Linked DNA regions of Homo sapiens: region 1 is linked to region 2. The links are chromatin loops, found by intact Hi-C in ENCODE. Cell type or tissue: dorsolateral prefrontal cortex. All regions are shown on one strand.

The links. A loop is a pair of places that touch in the nucleus more often than their neighbours do. Peaks named below come from ENCODE experiments on the same cell type or tissue, not always from the same donor. Only the 100,000 strongest peaks of a DNase experiment are listed, where the experiment ranks them.
Region 1: a loop joins it to region 2, with 7 times the contacts of the local background. A loop is called at or near these places in 1 of 110 quality-filtered maps.

What each region holds. Positions count from the first base shown.
Region 1 is chr10:78,262,211-78,266,210 of GRCh38, forward strand. No RefSeq gene overlaps it. Among named protein-coding and RNA genes, the nearest start is that of LINC00595, 3.1 kb to the right of the region's middle. In dorsolateral prefrontal cortex, no CTCF peak of the experiment used is centred here; DNase peaks (open chromatin) are centred at 1,691 and 2,371; H3K27ac peaks cover 3,507 bases.
Region 2 is chr10:78,174,752-78,178,751 of GRCh38, forward strand. No RefSeq gene overlaps it. Among named protein-coding and RNA genes, the nearest start is that of LINC00856, 72 kb to the right of the region's middle. RefSeq lists enhancers at 1,062-4,000, 1,698-2,562. In dorsolateral prefrontal cortex, no CTCF peak of the experiment used is centred here; a DNase peak (open chromatin) is centred at 2,420; H3K4me3 peaks cover 1,403 bases; H3K27ac peaks cover 3,815 bases.

The DNA.
Region 1 (4,000 bases), 87 kb after region 2:
TGTGACTGGCAGGTTTCTGTCCTGTTTCATGTGGCCTGTCCCTAAGAACCCCTTGTTGGGGATTGTTTGGGCTGTGGGTGGGTGGGGTATTCCTTGCAGCCGTCTGTAGGAAGCTACTTGCCACTACTCAGTAGTTCCTAGGCAGGAGGCTGTAGTGCCCACTAGGGAGCCATGAAGGTGAAAAGTCCCCATTTCTCAAAGCCAACTTTTGCCTTCCTCCCCAAATCAAGCACAACTTGCAACTGTGATGACCTTTTAATCGATTCTATATTGAAGGGTCTGGAGGAAGGAGGGGAAGGGAAAGGGCAGAATCGGGCCTTGTGCCTTGCTTGGGCATCTTGCCCCCTTGACCTGCAGAGGGGTGACAGGGCTGTGCCTGGGTCCTGTGGCCGCATGGAGGCTCCCTGCATCTTTGGAGGGTCTCCTGAGTTACTCCACCCTGCAGAGTAATGAGGTTTCTCTCCTCCTACTCCTGCATCTTGCAAATTCTGTTGTCATCTGCTGACTGTCAGTGGCTTTCCTCAGCCCATTTTCTGCTGGCTCTGCAGAGGGAGGCTTGATTCCACTCTGAGGGGTGAGGCTGGAGAGTGCTGGGGAGCAGGGAGTACAGAGGCTCACACTTTAGGCTGGGGCTGATTTCTCCTGAACCATCAGCAATCAAATCTGCCTCACCACTGTGAGAATTAATTCCTTCTCAAGCTCCCCTTCAGATAGGTGAGAAATCCGTGTGCCTCCTATTAACATAATTGTGACCCCGTTTCTTGTGAAATGACAGCCCTGGTCTGATTATGCTCAGGGAGCATCCACAGTCTGTGTCCTGGGCTGCGTGACGAAAGCTTCCTCACATTAACTGGCAAATGAACAGTCCCACAGTCCACATGGTCTCTGGAATCTGCAGACAATGGCCACGTTTTATCTCAGCCATAGGATGGGGTCAAGAAGAAGTTCCAGTGTAGCCCACCACAGCTAGTTAAGTACACGCCCAGCAGCATTTTAAATGAGCGGGGGAGGAGCTCTGCAAAGGCGTGGCTGGAAGGACAGTAGGCTTGGAGCTGGGGGGCCTAGGCCCAGCCTGCCATTTGCTAACTGTGCTGTTGGGGTCAAATCCCTTCCTCGCAAAGAGAGCAGAGGGCTGGTCCGTTAGACCTGATACTTGCTGATTCTAGGCTATCACTGAGTACAGCCTTAGAACCTGTAAACTGGGTTCCCATTTTCTGTGTTGGAGGAAGGGTCTAGAAAACTCTCTAGAAGACAGAGTTAAGAAGTCAAATCAGTGGTTGGATAAAGGCCTTTCCTCAAAATACGACACTGCAGAAGGCACCAGAGGAGCTCTCCTCCCTGGAGGCAAGGCAGTGGGCTGAGCTCAAAGCCTAGCCTGGCCATGTGCCTAGTTGGAGGCCCATGGAAGGCATCTGGGACTGGGGATGAGACAGTGTGTCTGTTTCCTTGTTGAGTCACTCTTGCTCATCAAATATCTATCGACCACCTCTGATGACCAAGTGGCATGAGAGAATGGAAAGAAGTCTATAGTCAGGGGAGCTCCATGTGCACCCAGCTTAATCACTAACTGGTGTGGGCCTGCGCAAATGGCTTTTCACCCCAGCGATGTGGCCATGCGCCCTACATGCCTCATCCTGTGAGGATGAATGAGGCAGTGTTCCTGACACAGAGTGGGACTCCCCCCCAATCCTGCGCCCTTCCCTCTCTCTGTGTGCACAGCAACATTTGAGACAGCACAGAGGACACTGAGGCCATTCAGAAAATGCCACTGTCTTTCAGCATGAACAGGCCCGTGGCAGGGCAGCTAGTGTGTGTCCAGAAATGCCATTGCTGCAGAGTGGAATTAACCAGGGTCCCACGGCCTGGGGACTCAGAGGAGTAAGAGGCCTGAGCAGAAAGAGTTTTATGGATGGTGCTGAGTTGAGCCTAGACTGGCTTGGCACTTGAAGGAGAAGGAAGAAAGATCATTTCAGGGCAGAGAAGAGTTTGGGTCAATGCATGGGTGCACAGAAGCTCAGAAAAGAAAGCAAATCTGTGTGGTGGGGTGTGTGCAGGTGAACACTCCATACAAGATGGTATTTCTGTGCAGGCACATGGAGGGAGGGGTGTTTGGGTCACAATGTTTTGAGCACTGGGGAGCACGGATGGCATCTGGGGGTGCTAGCCTCAGCTCTCCACTTATGGTGCAGCATGTTGGGGTAACCTTTTCTTCCCCATTCTTCTCCAGGACTAGACACCGTTATTCAGTTCTCTAGTATTTTACTTTTTGTTAGCTCTTATGCAGCAGGGGAGCTGCACTGCCTTGGTGTTGGAATAATTGTCCTCTTGTGACACTGTAAACCACCCATGCACCAGCCTTCCCACCCCCCCGGTCTATTGTTCTCCATAGTGCTTCTCTTCATCCCTGCACCATGTGTTTACTACTTTCTGTTCCCCACATTAGAATCTCAGCTCTGTGAGGATGGGGACCTCACCGCTGGGTTTGCTACTCTACCCAAAGCCCTTAGAGGACTGCAGCAACCAGTAGGCTTTTGTTGCATATCTGAAGAATCAATGAGTGAATGGCAGTTGGATGGATGGCTCCTTGATCACCTGTCGTGGGGCAGATTCATGTGGCAAGATGTCAAGTAATTCATCCAAGCCCGAATTCACATTCATTCGAGAACTTACAATGCCCAAGAGTGGGTGGTAAATATTGTAGGATGCCCAAAGCTCCCAAGATGATAAAAATGACCCTGGAGTTATACTAAGGGCCACCCTGCAGGCTGCCCCCTCCTGTGCCTCCTGATAATCATGGCTTGTTGTGGGGTGTTAACTGTCACGGTGATGGCAGGGCTGAACTGGAGCTCTCACAAAAGGAGAGTGAGTTTTTCAGAGAGCCTTGGTTCAAATGAAGTCTTTTGAAATAAGATCAAGGAGTATACTCTTTTCCCATGGTGTTGGTAGGTGTTAAGATGTGTTAGACTGTTTGCATTGCTATCTGAGGCTGGGTAATTTATAAAGAAAAGAGATTTATTTTTGCTCACGGTTCTTCAATCTATCAGTCTATACCACATAGCACCGGCATCTGCTCCTGGTGAGGCCTTAGGAAGCTTCCAATCATGGTGGAAAGTGGAAGGGACCCAGTGTATCACAAGGCAAGAGGGAGCAAGGGAGAGGAGGAGGTGCCAGGCTCCTTTAAACACACCATCTCTTTCTTGAACTAACAGATTGAGAACACTCATTACCTCAAGAACGGCACCAAACCGTTCATGAGGGATCCAACCCTATGGTCCAAACAATTCCCACTAGGCCCATCTCCAACACTGAGGAATCACATTTCAACATGGGATTTGGAGGGGATGAGCATCCAAACCATATCATGTGTCAGTAACATTTCCTGAACTTCAGTAAACACCAGAACTGATTGCTGTCCTCTGTTACTCAGGTCCATGTGGGACCAGGGATATTAAAAGGAGGGAGGATCCTGATGGAAAATGCAGCAGAATATCAATGCTTATGAATAGACATCCGATTTCCTCCCCCACCAAGTGTGTGGGACCGCTCTGTAGATAGCCTTCCCCCTCACTGCCTGAGGCTATGGGATTCCCTGCTTGGTATCCAGCCCCATGCTATGCCCTGAGGTGGTCTTGGAGGTCTTTGCTGCCAGGAGTTCACAGCTAGTTAGGGAGGTAAGGCACAAACCAGGTCGAGACAGGTAGAGGAGCAGGATGGGGCAGCAGGAGGGTGCAGGGTCAGGGTGGGGAGGTCACAGAGGCTGACTCCTGAATGCAATTGCAGAGACTCGAGATTTAGAGCAAATTTTTAAAGCTTCTTCAGACTATGAGCTTCTTCACAAGGTGAGGGAAGAAGAGAATTCCAGGCAGAGAAAACAGCAAGTGGAAAGGTGAAAAGGCAGTGTGTGTGTGCATGTGTGCCTGTGCATTGTGTGTGTGAGAGCATGTGTGCATGTGGGCCTGTGTGCACATGAGCATGTGTGTGTGTGCGTGTCCATGAGTGA
Region 2 (4,000 bases):
TCAGCTTCATGCCTCCTGTATTAATGCTGTGTCTGGCCAAGATGTTTCTGACATCCGAGTGTGGTGCTATAATACAGTGATCCCTCTATCAATACAGAAGATGGTAGCATTTAGTCCCAGTTGCCTGCTCACTGCTTGTTATCTAACTGAACTTGTGTATGAGAGTCTGTCTTTTCTCCCTGCCTTCAAGGAGCTCCTTGTACCTAATATTTTTCCTCAGTGCCAGCAAATATTAGTTGTTCAATGCTTGTTGAAACAATATGAACGTGTGGCTTCAGAGACCTCTGTGTATAGTAGATGTGGCATCTCTTCCTTAGGATGTATTTCTGTGAGCTGGGCTGAAGGGACATGGCAGCCAGTGTGGGCTCCATGGGCAGAGCTCTGCTTGGAGTCCCCCTGTGGTCCCTTCCAGATTCTGGGTTCTCCAGGTGACAGTACCTGCAGAGGTCTCCTACTGGGAGACCAGGAAGGCAGGATGCGGAGACTGAGGGCCTAAGGGCAGAGAGCCAGTCTGGATGGGCAGGTAGAAGCTCAGGTGGTGGAAGCATTTCCTCAGCCATGCAGGGGTGGGGCTGCTGGGAATCTGGGGCATCATCTGTCCCCACCGGGTTGGGTGATGGGGCAGTGAGGAAGTGAGATCCTGCTGGAGCATTTCCATTGCCTCTGGAAAGGGGCCCAGTCTGGAGTTAACCCGGATATTAGATGGCAGGCGATCTAAAGGTATTAGGTCCAGTTTTGGTTTCTTTTCTTTTTCCTTAAAATAAAACAAATAGGGGTATCTTTACCCAGTCTAATTTGTGCAGTCCTGGGAGTCCCACATTGCATAATACTAGGGTGTTATGGCAGAGCTCCTGGACTTGAGCTACATAGTAGCCCTGTGATACAATTTGGATCTATGCCCTTGCTCAAATCTCATGTTGAATTGTAGTCCCCATTGTTGGAGATGAGGCCTGGTGGGAGGTGATTAGATCATGTGGGTGGTTTCTAATGGTTTAGTACCATCCCCCTAGTGCTGTCTTGTGATAGAGTTCTCCCAAGATCCGTTTCTTTAAAAGCATGTGGCACATTCCCCTCCTCTCTTCCTCCTGATCCAGCCATGCAGCACATGCCTGCTTCCCCTTCACCTTCCACTGTGACTGTACGTTTCCTGAGGCCTCCCCAGCCATGCTTCCTGTACAGCCCATGGAGCTACAAGGCATTAAACCTCTTTTCTTTATAAATTATCCCGGCTCAGGTAGTTCCTTATAGCAATGTGAGAATGGACTGATACACCTTGTCCGGTCCTGACTTCACAATCTGGTAGCCTGCTGAGCAGATAAGGTCCTCTGGTCATTTTTGTTTGACCTATCAGTGTTGATAAAAATTGAGCTAACATTTTACAATTGTGAGACTTTGTATAACATTTCACATTTCTGGTTTCTTTTAAAAAATGGGAAGACCTCACAAGACTGGGCTTCTTATTCCTACAAGGCAACTGTAAGCTGGACAGTTTGCCTTGTAGGCAGTGGCTGCTGCTCCAGGCAGGGCAGGTGACCCCACCGTGCCTCGGAAATCACTTGGCTTGTGTCATTCACTTATTGTCCTGACTCATGGCCTGGTCTTAGGTCACAGTCAAGGAGAATGTCACTGATACAGTGGAGGACCCTTCACCATCATATGTGAGGCCAGAACAATGCCATCGAGCTAAGCTGTGTGTATCCGAATGATAGAATGTCAGAGTTGGAAAAGCCTTTCTGGAACTTTGTCCCTATCTCTCCTATCTGCAAACACAGACCTGGAGCCAAGGGCCAGAAAGGGACTTTCCCAAGGCCACTCCGTGAGTTGATGGCAAAACTGAGACCAAAACCTGGTTGTCCTTACCCACAAGCAGGAGTCTTTCCTGGTTAGAGACAGAGCGTCCTGTCTTCCCTTCCTTTGTGCCTCTCATTTCATGGCCATCAGCTCCATTGCAGACCTGTGTGGAAACTGGAGGAAGACTGTGATGGGGAGGGCTGGGGAATAAAGGCCGGGGAGGCCCAGGCTGCTCAGGATAAAGGCTGAATACAGGGGCGTTCAAAAGCCACTGGGCACTGAGCGAATTAAGCCATGCTTGTCTCCGTTGCCCGGGTACTCTTTATGCATCACATAATGCCATTGTTCAGCCAGAGCCAGGGGCCAGAACGAGCACTTTCTTTGCAGGTAGGCAGCCAGTGCAGGCCCAGCAGCAAGAGAAGGAGCAGGAGAGGCTGGAATATTCTGGCTTGAAAACAGCAGCTGTGTAATAAAGCCGGGCTGGTTTGTCTCAGGGCCCCGCTGTCCCTTCTCCCCGCCTCAAAGTAGCAGCATGAATCAGTTCACTGCGGCAATGGTCCAGGCGATGTGACTTGCATCCCCATCAGCTACCTGATTGCGGTCCCTGGATGCATGAGGCGCTGGATGTGCCTGGCATACCAAACTGCCCGCCTCTGTGCCGCAGCTACTGGTAATGAAGATCACCGGCCCCGCCCAGCACTGCGGACAGAGCCGGGCATTCTTCAAGGCCACCACTGGTCTTTTATCTTGTCCAAGGCTCTGGGATAGTCACCGAAATCCTTGGGCTGCTTTTGACGGGGGCCACCAGCCTGTCTCAAAGATGCCCTGACAAGCCCCTCCAGCCCTGGGCAGACAAAGGCTTGAAAGGAGAGGAATTGCACACGGTCCAGACGCTGCTGTTTCTAATACGTTATTTTGACACACAATTAACTGCAAAATTTGCTCTAAGCTAAGAGCTCGGGCCCTCACAGGATTCGTACAGCACAATTCAAGCAGGATTTGGTTCTGTGAAACCTCATTTTTCCTGAAGGGCTAGGGATTGCCGGCTCCCCACGGTGATGCCACCCCTCTCAGGGCTGGCTGTGGGCACCGATCAGAGAGGAAGCATCAGCCCGCCCACAGCCCAGCATGGGGCCAGGGGAACCATGGCACGAGTCATGGGAGGGGGTGGATAAAGCTTGCACAAAACCGTCCAACAGAGCTCCCTGAACAACAACCCTTCCTAAAATGGTGTCGCTTATCCTCCGCTGACAAAAGCCTGATTTGAGCTCTCCCCGGAGGTGGGATGAAGCGAACACATTGCCTTTTATCTCCCCGTCGCTTTGAGAGGGGAAGACAACTGGTACAGAGCATGGTGGGGAGCCCTGGAGAAGGCACTCTTGAATGAAAGGCATAATCTCCGGCTCCCCCAAACCAGGAGGGGAGGCAGCTTTCATCCCCCACCGCGGCCCGCTCCCCCCGTCCTGGAGGCATCTGAATGGGAGTGGGGAGCTTGGAAGGAGAGGCTCCTGCCGCTGCACAATGCCACACAATATTGCTTCTCTCCAGGAGCCCAGAGGAGGCCATGGGTGTACAGCATCTTACTTTGAAACCAATTCTCCAATCAGCTATTTAAATAAGAAATATAATCTCATTGAACACCCAGAGCTGTTAGTCTGAGATGCTTCCATTTACAAGGCACTTGAAGAAAGTCCCCAAGCCCCCGGTTTATCAGGACAGCCAGCTTAGGATGACTTACTGGGGGAAAGAGAGGTGCTAGAGAGGGAGGGGAGAGAATTGAAGTTGGCCGTTAGAAATCCAGGCTGTCGACTGCTTGAGTGGTGAACCCATGCCGCACCTGTCGGTGCTCTATGCGGAGGAGGTGGGAGAGGTCTGTGGGTTTTCAGAAAACCATCCGATAGCAGGCAATGCCCTGTAAAGTTGTGAAGGGGGAAGAAGGGGCACAAAGCATTGTCTATCTCTCTTTTGGAAACATTGTTTTGAGTACTGAAGTCATTGCCACAGCATTTTTTTGTCAGAGGCCAAGTGGCTGTTAAGACCCAGTGGGTGAAATTCCCCTGACGAAAACCGGCCCAGCAAGAAGTGGGGGCGATAGCCTTGACTGACCCTCCCCTGCCTGAGCTCACGGTCTGCCTCCGGCACCAGCCATGTTTCTAGGCATTCTGGAGAGGGAGGCTTGAGAGCCTGTGCTGACCACTGTGGGAATCCT